Linked DNA regions of Homo sapiens: region 2 is linked to region 1. A link is an interaction called in ENCODE POLR2A ChIA-PET data of the cell type or tissue named here. Cell type or tissue: Caco-2. All regions are shown on one strand. Links, peaks and the distances in the headings refer to the core of each region. The heading gives the core; the rest is flanking DNA. Region 1 has its middle 7.9 kb from the start of PARTICL. Region 2 holds the start of TMEM150A (transmembrane protein 150A).

What was found. ChIA-PET counts read pairs that join two places held together with the same protein. Peaks named below come from ENCODE experiments on the same cell type or tissue, not always from the same donor. Only the 100,000 strongest peaks of a DNase experiment are listed, where the experiment ranks them.
Region 2: POLR2A ChIA-PET joins it to region 1 with 15 read pairs; 27 of 35 experiments call an interaction of 5 or more read pairs at or near these places.

What each region holds. Positions count from the first base shown.
Region 1 is chr2:85,528,331-85,533,701 of GRCh38, forward strand. No RefSeq gene overlaps it. Among named protein-coding and RNA genes, the nearest start is that of PARTICL, 7.9 kb to the right of the region's middle. In Caco-2, for the core only: no CTCF peak of the experiment used is centred there; no DNase peak of the experiment used is centred there.
Region 2 is chr2:85,600,106-85,605,476 of GRCh38, forward strand. TMEM150A (transmembrane protein 150A) reads right to left here and starts at 2,593. Exons shown (of 8, transcript NM_001031738.3): 1 at 2,502-2,593; 2 at 1,779-1,959; 3 at 1,330-1,377; 4 at 916-1,002; 5 at 240-307. The coding sequence starts at 1,843. It overlaps C2orf68 (chromosome 2 open reading frame 68), which reads right to left. Exons shown (of 4, transcript NM_001013649.4): 4 at 5,149-5,371. It also overlaps a transcript of USP39 not described here. RefSeq lists silencers at 2,063-2,122, 2,223-2,802. In Caco-2, for the core only: a CTCF peak has its summit at 2,517 (motif pointing left); DNase peaks (open chromatin) are centred at 2,014, 2,256, 2,646 and 3,928; H3K4me3 peaks cover 2,812 bases.

The DNA.
Region 1 (5,371 bases), core at 263-5,262:
ATCAATCAAAGAAGATTGAACAGCCCTAAAATGCTCAAGTAAGGGATCGCTCCCGGTGCTTTCTGTCCATTGGTGCTTGGCTGACCATCTGACTGCTTGAAACTCCTTGATCATCCAGAGCTTTCAAGTTGGAGCAGTCACCATCTTCTCCCTTCTCCCATTTGGTGCATAACATCAGGAACAGGTGGCAAGGGAACTGACCAGGTCCAAAGCCACTTGTCTCTTTGGGAAATAACTGCAGCAGCACAAATCAATAAGCTTTGACCCAGTACTTCTACTCTGACCTATTACTCTACTTTGGGAAATCTTTCCTAAAGAAAGAATTCCAAATATAAAAAAAACTTCTATGCACAAGAAGTTCATTTACAGTGTTGTTTAAGTAATGGAAAACTAACTTCAAACAGCCTGTATGTCCAACACTCAGGAATTGCTCAGAAAATCCTTTGAATTTATTATCACGGAGTGCTTAATGATCACGAATATAAAGACAAGGTGATGACAGAAAAATGCTAATAATACAATGATTTAACTTTTGATGAAACTAATACATTTACACTATTTACCTATAAATATATTTAAATTATACTTTTTAAAAACCCAAAAGGGATGTTAACAGTAGTTTTGCTAACGAGCTGGCAGTATAGGTCGTTTTCTCTTATTTTTCCAAACATAAAAAGACAATTTTTGTAATTGAGATATAATTCACATACCATAAAACGCACCTTTTTGATGTGTATCAGTGATGTTTAGTATATTCATAGCGTTTTGTAACCATTACCACTATCTAATTCCAGAATATTTTTATCTTTCCAAAAAGAAACTCCATACCCATTAGCAGTTACTCTCCACTCCCTTCTTCCACCAGCCCCTGGCCACCACGAATCTACTTTTTGTTTCTATGGATTTGATTTGCCTATTCTGCCTTTTTTTTTGAAACAGGGTCTCACTCTGTAACCCAGGCTGGAGTGCTGTGGCACAATCACAGCTCACTGCAGCCTCAACCTCCCAGGCTCAGGTGATCCTCCCACCTCAGCCTCCCTAGTAGCTGGGACTACAGGTGTGTGCCAACCATCCCTGGCTAATTTGTGTATTTTTTGTAGAGACAGGTTCTCACCATGTTGCCCAGGCTGGACTCAAACTCCTGAGTTCAAGTGATCCTCCCATCTTGGTCTCCCGAAGTTCTGGGATGACAAGATGAGCTACTGCACCCAGCCTGGACATTTCATACAAATGGAACTATACAGTGTATGCTTTTTGTCACTGATTTCTTTCACTTAGCATAATGTCTTCAAGATTCATCTATGTTGGCCGGGCACGGCGGCTCATGCCTGTAATCCCAGCACTTTGGGAGGCCAAGGCGGGTAGATCACCGGAGGTCAGGAGTTCCAGACCAGCCTGGCCAACATGGTGAAACCCCGTCTCTACTAAAAATACAAAAAACTAGCCAGGCATGGTGGCAGGCACCTGTAATCCCAGCTACTTGGGAGGCTGAGGCAGGAGAATTGCTTCAACCCGGGAGGCAGAATTTTGCAGTGAGCCAAGTTCATGCCAGTGCACTCCAGCCTGGGCAACAGAGGGAGACTCTGTCTCAGAAAAAAAAAAGATTCATTCATGTTGTGGCATGTATCAGTACTTTATTCCTTTCTATGGCCAAATAATATTCCATTATATGGATATACCACATTATATTTATCCATTCATCAGTTGATGGACATTTGGTTGCTTCTACCTTTTGACTACAATGAAAAGTTGCTATGAACATTTGTGTACAAGTTTTTGTGTAAACATGTGTTGCAGCTCTCTTGAGCATACACCTAGGAGTGGGCCTGCTGGGTCATATAGTAACTATGTTGAACTTTTTGAGAAACTACAGAACTGTTTTCCAATGCGGCAGCACCAGTTTACATTCCCACCAGCGGTGTACATGTGTTCCAATTTCTCCACATCCTTGTTAACCCTTGTTAGATTCAGGATTTGTCAACATTTTCTCTCATTCTGTGGGTTGTCTTTTCACTTTCTTGACAGTGTCCTTTAACACAGTTTTTAATTTTGATGAGATCCAATTTAGCTCATCTTTCTTTGGCTGCTTATGTTTTTGGTGTCATTTCTAAGAAACCAAGATCATGGGCTGGGTGCAGTAGCTCACGCCTGTAATCTTAGCACTCTGGGAGGCCAAGGCAGCCCAATCACCTGAGGTAAGGAGTTCACCTGTCTGGCCAACATGGGAAAATCCCATCTCTATTAAAAATAATACAAAAATTAGCCTGGCATGGTGGTGGGTGCCTGTAATCCCAGCTACTCGGAAGGCTGAGGCAGGAGAATTGCTTGAACCCAGGAGGCAGAGGTTGCAGTGAGCCGAGACTGCACCACTGTACTCCAGCCTAAGTGACAGAGTGAGACTCCATCACAAAAAAAAAATCACAGGCCGGGCACGGTGGCTCACACCTATAATCCCAGCACTTTGGGAGGCTGAGGCGAGTGGATCACGAGGTCAGGAGATCGAGACCATCCTGGCTAACATGGTGAAACCCCGTCTCTACTAAAAATACAAAAAATTAGCCAGGCATGGTGGCGGGCGCCTGTAGTCCCAGCTACTCGGGAGGCTGAGGCAGGAGAATGGCGTGAACCCAGGAGGCAGAGCTTGCAGTGAGCCGAGATGGCGCCACTGCACTCCAGCCTGGGCAACAGAGAGAGACTCCATCTTAAAAAAAAAAAAATCATGGCAGGAGGCCAAGGGGCAGAGCCTGGCAGTGCCAGTGTTGGTGGCAGCAGTAGGCCTGGCATGGGCAGGATTCCAGGGAGAGCGCAGAGTCTGTACACACCAGGCCACGCCCACAAGGGCTACCCATCAGGTAACTTATGACACGTAGTTCCCAAGGCCCAGCCAGACTGCAGACACCATGAGTGTAGTCCAATCTCCAAGTAAGATTCTCAAACTAAAGGAATGCCTAGGACAGTATTGCCCCTGCATATAGAGTATCTCAGGACACTGAAGCTTAGGCTGGGACTGTGACAGTATCCACGATATGTGTGGGGGTGGGGGTGTCTATTGTGTATACTTTGCATATTTATAAAATAAAAAGTTCAGTGGTCCATCAGGTGACAAATGACTTCAGAAGAATGAACACAATGAAGCATGGGTTGGCTGTCCTTCTTTTCACAGAGGGCTCTGCAGTGGTGATGGCACCTCTGAGGCAGGTTACCTGGTATTTGGGAGCTTCCCCATAGAAGGTGTGCCATAGAAAATGCTTGCTTTGGCCAGGCATGATGGCTCATGCCTATAGTCCCAGCACTTTGGGAGGCCGAGGTAGGCAGCTCACCTGAGCTCAGTTGTTCGAGACCAACCTGAGTAATATGGTGAAACCCCCTATCTACAAAAAATATAAAAATTAGCCAGGTGTGGTGGCATGCACCTGTGGTTCCAGCTACCTGGCAAGATGAGGTGGGAGGATTGCTTAAGCCTAGGAGGTTGCAGTAAGCCAAGATTGCAACACTACATACAGAAAGACCATGTCTCAAAAAAAAAAAAAAAAAAAAAAGCCTGCTTTCCTTGCACTGGGGGAGCTCACTAGAATGAACCACTACTGCCTGGCTCCTATAGCCTGTTTATTCACCACACTCCATACCCTAGAGATAACTCACATTTGCTGCTAATCTTTTTTGGTTAACTTGCTGAAATAATTCTTACAAATTTTTACAATTTCAAATGACACGAGTTAGTACAGGAAAAGTATAAATCCCACCCACAGAGATACTCATTGTAAAGTTTGGCGTGCAGATTCCCAGAATTTATTCTATGAACCAAAAAAATATACACCTGTGGCTGGGCATGGTGGCTCATGCCTGTAATCCCAGCACTTTGTGAGGCTGAGGCGAGCAGATCACTTGAGATCAGAAGTTTGAGACCAGCCTGGCCAACATAGTGAAACCCCATCTCTACTAAAAATACAAAAAATTAGTCGGTCGTGGTGCCGGGCGTCTGTAATCCCAGCTACTTGGGAGGCTGAGGCACCAAAATCGCTTGAACCTGGGAGGCAAAGCTTGCAGTAAGCTGAGATTGCACCACTGTACTCCAGCCTGGGTGACAAAACGAGACTCCATATCCAAAATATATAAATTTGTTTTTTTCGTTTTTTTTTTTTTTTTTTTGAGGCAGAGTTTCGCTCTTGTTGCCCAGGCTGGAGTACAATGGCACAAAATCAGCCCACCACAACCTCTGCCTCCCAGGTTCAAGCGATTCTCCTGCCTCAGCCTCCCAAGTAGCTGGGATTACAGGCATGTGCCACCACGCCCGGCTAATTTTTTGTATTTTCAGTAGAGATGGGGTTTCACCATGTTGGCCGGGCTGGTCTCAATCTCTTGACCTCGCGATCCACCCACCTTGGCCTCCCAAAGTGCTGGGATTACAGGCGTGAGCCACCGCGCCAGGCTTTCCTTTCCTCCCCTCCCCTCCTCTTTTCTCCTCCCTCCCTCCCTCCCTCTCTTTATCTTTTGACAGAGTTTCACTCTTGTTGTTCAGGCGAGAGCGCAGTGGCACGATCTCGGCTCACTGCAACCTTCACCTCCGGGTTTCAAGTGATTCTCCTGCCTCAGCCTCCCAAGTATCTGGGATTACAGGCACCACCACCACGCCCAGCTAATTCTTGTATTTTTAGTAGAGACGGGGTTTCACCATGTTGGTCCAGGCTGGTCCCGAGCTCCTGACCTCAAGTGATCCACCCACCTTGGCCACCCAAAGTGCTGGAATTACAGGCGTGAGCCACCGTGCCTGGACTAGAATAGCTTTCTAGAGGTGGGACTGCAGATACTAGGGAATGTGAATTTAAATTTATGAGAGATACCAAAGGATTTAAAAAAAAATTTTTTTTTGAGACGGAGTCTCACTCTGTCGTCCCGACAGACTGGAGTACAGTGGTGTGATCTCAGCTCCACTGCAACCTCCGCCTCCCAGGTTCAAGTGATTCTCCTGCCTCAGCCCCCTGAGTAGCTGGAATTATAGGCATGCACCACCATGCCCAGCTAATTTTTGTATTTTTAGTAGAGACGGGGTTTCACCATGTTGGTCAGGCTGGTGTCAAACTCCTGACCTCAGGTGATCCACCTTGGCCGCCCAAAGTGCTGGGATTACAGGCGTGAGCCACCGCACCGGCCCTAGCAAGGATTCTTAACTTGCAATATATGGTTAAGTTTCAGAAATTATACATAAAATGTTTGTCCATGTGTGTGTGTGATTTCTAGGGAGATCCATAGATTTTGTCAGATATTTAAAAAGTTTCAAGTCACTGGGGTACAGGGGGCCGGCACTTCACTACAGCAGTGGACCATGTGTAGTATATTTGCAGGTTTTGAGCAATTTTATCAACCAGGTACT
Region 2 (5,371 bases), core at 274-5,273, 72 kb after region 1:
CCTGCCCCTTCTGAGGGGCAGAAAGGAACAGACAGGCGGGTGGTGAACTAGGTTTCCTCAGGCTCCAGCCAGCAGGGTGGCTGTGTGGGAGTCAGCTTTTGGCCTTCAAGGAAGGGGAGAAGCTGCCTCTATTGCCTTAGCCCTTGGTGGGGAGGGCTGCACAGAAGGGCTTCCTGGGCCTTTCTGTGTGGGGATCACTGGGCTGGGCACGCAGGGTCAGGGCTAAGGGTACAACTCACCCATGAAAGCACCCATGTTGCCAATGAGGCTGAAGAGGCAGCTTTCTGGGGGATAGGAGCCACACTTGCTGCGAGGAGGGGGAAGGACAGAGTAAGAGGGGTGCAGGAGGCCCGGGGGGCCCCCATTTTGGCTCACTGGCTCTCCCCTGCTTTACCTGCACCTGCTCCTTAGCAGGCAGGCCACTGATTTATGTGAAGATCCAGGGTCCCTCATGAACAACTGGTTCCAGGCTGGGCCCCCAAAGCAGAGCTCATGTGTGTGAGAGAGAAGGGAGTGCCCAGGAGTGTTCGGGCAACCCTGACACTCTTTGCTGAGCCCTGCGGCTGGTTTGGCTATCCTTGAGCCAGAACACGGGCTGGGCAATCTGAGGGCTCCAGCTTAAATCCAGGTGCCTCCGCTTATTAGCTGTGTGACCTGGATGAGGAAGACTGAGCCTGTTTCCTCACCTATAAAATGGTGAAAACAATACCTGCCTCACTCCTGGGAGGATGAAAAGAGACAATGCATATAAAGCACTCAGCAGAGTGCCTGCCCCACAGTAACTGTCAAGTAGTGTTGTTATTAAGTGGCTCTTAGGATACTTATTGTTCCTGAGACCCAAGGACAGCTCTTTGCTTGAGGGGCTGTCTGGGAGGCCCTTAGATCTCCCTGACCGGCCCAATGTCCAGGCCTTACCTGATGAGGGGGACATCGTCCAGGGTGCAGCAGGTCTTGGGACCCCCTTGCTCAGCAGGGTCAGGAGGGCAGGACTCGTTGTAGGACCTGGCAGGCAGGACAGGGAGTAGACTGGGGGAAGGGACTGCCCCCAGGCCCTTGGCCTATAGCCTCAGGCCTCAAAGAGGACTCTCTCCCAGACCTCCCCTACAGGGACAGAAGATCCCACTCCCCAGTGCCCGCCTGAAGCAGTAACCAAAGGGGCAAAGGGATAGTGGGAAGTGGGTAGGTGGCAAGAAGCCATGCCTGGGGACCAATTTCAGAGAAGAGCAGTGAGGCTCAGGGTTGCAGTCTGGCTCGTGGCAGCCTCAGGCCCAAGAGGGGACAGAGATGAAGGAAGCTTTAGAGCAAGGTTGTCTGCAGAGTCCTTCATACCAGTTCTCCACAGGGCATACATGGTGGTTCATCACAGCCATGGCATACCTGTGGGAACAGAACTGTCACCCTGGCAGCCTTCCCGAGCCCCACTCAACCCACCCCATGACCCTTCTCTTCAACCTTGATTTCTGGCCCCATTCAGCCTCATTATTGTTGCTGGGGACTCAAGTTGAGGTCCCTAAGGCTTGATGCCACACCAGCACCTGCAGCATGCCCCCAGCTACAGGCCCTCTGGAAATTGCCCTGGCTAGAAGTATATTTGTCAGGGCCACCCTGCTGGACAGCAGTGGTGCCAGCTTGTCCCAAGGGGCTGTGTGCCCAGGCACCAAGTCAGGCTTTTGAGACACCCAGAGTGACCCTGGGTACCACCGTGGCTATGACAGGACAAGAGACTTTGTGTGCGTCATCAAGCTCCTGTTGCCCCCCGGGCACCCCCCTTTACTCACACAGTCCATATGCCAGTGATGGAGAACGCTGACAGGCTGACAGGCAGGAGGATCCAGGCGGTCATGAGGGAGGGGAGCCAGGGTGGTGGTGGTGTTGGGGGGAGGACAAGAGGTAGATGGGGAAGTGGGGGCGGACCAGCTACCTTGAGATGTTTCTGCCACAACCATCAGCTGTCCTGGCCTGGTGGAGAGAGATCAAAGTCCAGGAGTGGGTAACTGGCCGGGAAGGGGGAGGGGAAGGGGGTCAACACCTTATCCAGCGCTCCCGTTGGGTCTCTGAGCGTCCAAAGTTTGGGCTGAGCCCACGGCAGAACGTGAACACCCTCTGGCACTGGGGGCCTCCGCGGTCAACCCAAATGCCACCGGCGTGCTGAGAGACGCAGGCGGACCGTAACATCTGGAAGGGAGTTACCCTCCTTCTGAGGGACCAGGGCTGGGAGAAGGGCTGGACAACCGAAGAGGCCACGCCAAGGAGAGGCTGGGTGCCGGCCCAGTGGAGCGGTGGCGAGTCGGCGGCGCGCAGGCAACCACCTGACCATCGGCGCCCTGGGCGAGGGGCGGGTTCACGCGGAAAGCCCAGCCCGGCCCGGCCCCCGCTCGCCTGGGCGCGGGGACCCCGGCTGGGGCCGGACCCTGCGGCCGGCGACCCCCCAGGACCCGGGACGCGAGAGTCCCCAGGTGATTCCTGGAAGCCCGGAGGAAGGGAAGGAGCCCAGTACGCACCTCCCCGGAGCGCCCCGCCGCCGCCGCACCCTGCTCGGCCCCCTCGTGGCGCCGACTCTAGCTGCGGCCCTCGGAGCAGCCCTGAAAGGTTTAAAGGGCCGAGCGGCCCCGCCCCTGGAGGCCCCAGGCCTCGCCGCGCCGCCCGCCGGGACGTGGAGTCCGCGCAGCCCCGGCCTCGGTGCCCGCGCCCTGCCCGAGACTACAACTCCCGAGCCCCCGCGCCCGCGTCACGGGGGAAACGTGGGCGGTGTCCCAACTTCGGAGGACCTGGGCGCGGAGGGCTGTGGCGTGAAGACCGCTCTAAAACCGAGATGACTAGAGGTTCCGTTTAACCGATTCCTGCCGGGGAAGCGTCAGCAGGTGGGGATCTCGGGGCAGCCTGCATTCCAGCTCTACCTGGGATTGTCGCCGTGCACATGGCTGGAGGAGCGTCTCTCCGCCACTGCGCACATTTTGCAGCCTGCACCGGCCAACGGTGAGTCCTCTAGGAAGCTCTCTCAACGTGGCGCCCCATGCCTGCCTCTGGCCAGGGCTGCGGTGGGTCCAGAGAAGCAGACACAAAGACTTGGCTGTTTCTTAAGAAATCCAAGCGCCTGGGATTTGGCTTATGGTTCCTGTGGCTCAGCAAACTCCGGAGGAGGGCTGCTTTCATTAGATACTTTTTGCTTTCCTGCATACAAGTACACAATGTACTAGCCAGAAATCAGTGTCCAAGACGTGTTTCCCGACTGATCAACACTTATTTGAAATAAGACGGCAGAGACCAGAGGACATCCATTCTAAATAGACACATGTAGGTGTCAGTGTAGAGTAGGTAAGGATTAACATGGCCAGTGTTGGTAAGCAAAGAGGGGAAGGTGAGAGACCCGGAGGAATCTGGGAAAAGGAAACAGGATAGTGTGGGAAAAATTACTGACCAGCTTCACCAAAAACTTACAGGCTATGAGTGCATTCCTGGATGTTTCTTTTTTTTTTACTTTTTCTTTTTCTTTTTTTTTTTTTTGAGACGGAGTCTCGCTCTGTCGCCCAGGCTGGAGTGCAGTGGCGCGATCTCGGCTCACTGTAAGCTCCGCCTCACGGGTTCACGCCATTCTCCTGCCTCAGCCTCCCGAGTAGCTGGGAACTACAGGCGCCCGCCACCTCACCCGGCTAATTTTTTTGTATTTTTAGTAGAGACGGGGTTTCACCATGTTAGCCAGGATGGTCTCGATCTCCTGACCTCGTGATCCGCCCGCCTCGGCCTCCCAAAGTGCTGGGATTACAGGCGTGGGCCACTGCGCCTGGCCCGGATGTTTCTTAAATTATTGCAAGGGTGGAAATACTTTCACATATCAGAAGTGTGCCTGGCATTCTGTCTCAAAGGCGGTCCCAGCATCTGTTGGAGCCCTTGTGAGATGACAGATCATCACCTGAATGGTGCACAGGCGCAGGTTGCCCAGCGTGGGGAGCTGAAGTTTGGCAACACTGGTGAGGCAAAGGCTATGTGAAACAACAGGGTCCTGTGCTTTAGAGAAGTAGAGCAGAATAAACTGCACAATGACTTGAAGAGGGAGAAACCTTCTTGGACCCAGTGGAAAGCAGAAATGGAAGCAGAAAACCTGTTGGAGAGCCCTTTTTCTTTTGAGACAGAGTTTCACTTGTTGCCCAGGCTGGAATGCAATGGTGCAATCTCGGCTCACTGTTACCTCTGCCTCCTGTGTTCAAGTGATTCTTGTGCCTCAGCCTCCCGAGTAGCTGGGATTACAGGTGCCTGCCACCATGCCCAGCTAATTTTTTTATATTTTTAGTAGAGACGGGGTTTCACCATGTTGGTCAGGCTGCTCTTGAACTCCTGACCTCAGGTGATCCGCTCGCCTTGGCCTCTCAAAGTGCTGGGATTACAGATGTGAACCACCGTGCCCAGCGGGAGAGCCCTGTCCTTAAACACATTAGGACAAGTAGTTAAAACAGGGCCAAGAAGTATGGCTGTGTAGTGATCACTGTACAAGCACACCTGGCTGAATAAACCAGTGGGGGATAAAATCCAGCTCACCTGCCGCTGGCTATGCTTTGTGCCTCAGGACAAGGGTGTGCTTCCTTGCTAATTGACAGGAACCATCTTCCTGCCCAACTGCATTCCCACTGCGTAGGCACCTTATCTGCCCAATGGGGCTGTGAACCCTAATTGGAAGCTTTGCAATTCTTAACACTATATCTTCTTGAGCTGGGTTTGAGTCCCTATCCAATCAAGATGAAGGCCTGAGAGGACTACTCAAGTTCTAACATGATGTGGGGGCAAGGCATAGTAGTCCAGATCCGGGACATGAGGCAGCTTTTGGCTTAGTATGACAATCTAATAGTTCCTAAAATAGAATTATCCCAGGATGGAGCTCCGTATGACAGAAGGGCTCTTCATAGGTAGTTGGTAGGGGGAATTGTGTATCATGTAAGAAGTAGGACCAGATGTCTTTAAAAAGACCTTCCAACTCTAATGCTACATGAGTCTGTCTAGTTGTTATGTTCCAACAGGGACAGCTCTTAAAATAGTGTGGCAAAGCAAGAGATGAGATTTCCAGTGCTGACTCGGTGGTGGAATGACTTTAGGGCAGGTATTTAACCTCCACTTCCCCAAGTACACAAGTTATTTCACAACTCTTGGCAAAAACAGTGCTGTAAAAATCGTAAGTTTATTTGTTAAAAAAAATACTGTATTTGAAAAGTACCTTCCTTCTGGGATTTTCAAATAATTTGTACACTACATTTTATTCATCTACACATTGGAAATGAGTAAACTGGTGAACATATAGCTTTTTATACATTTAACACAACCAGTGCAAATTCTCCTGCCTCTGAGAAGGCAGAGAAGCCCTTTACTCAGAAGGTCTTCAATT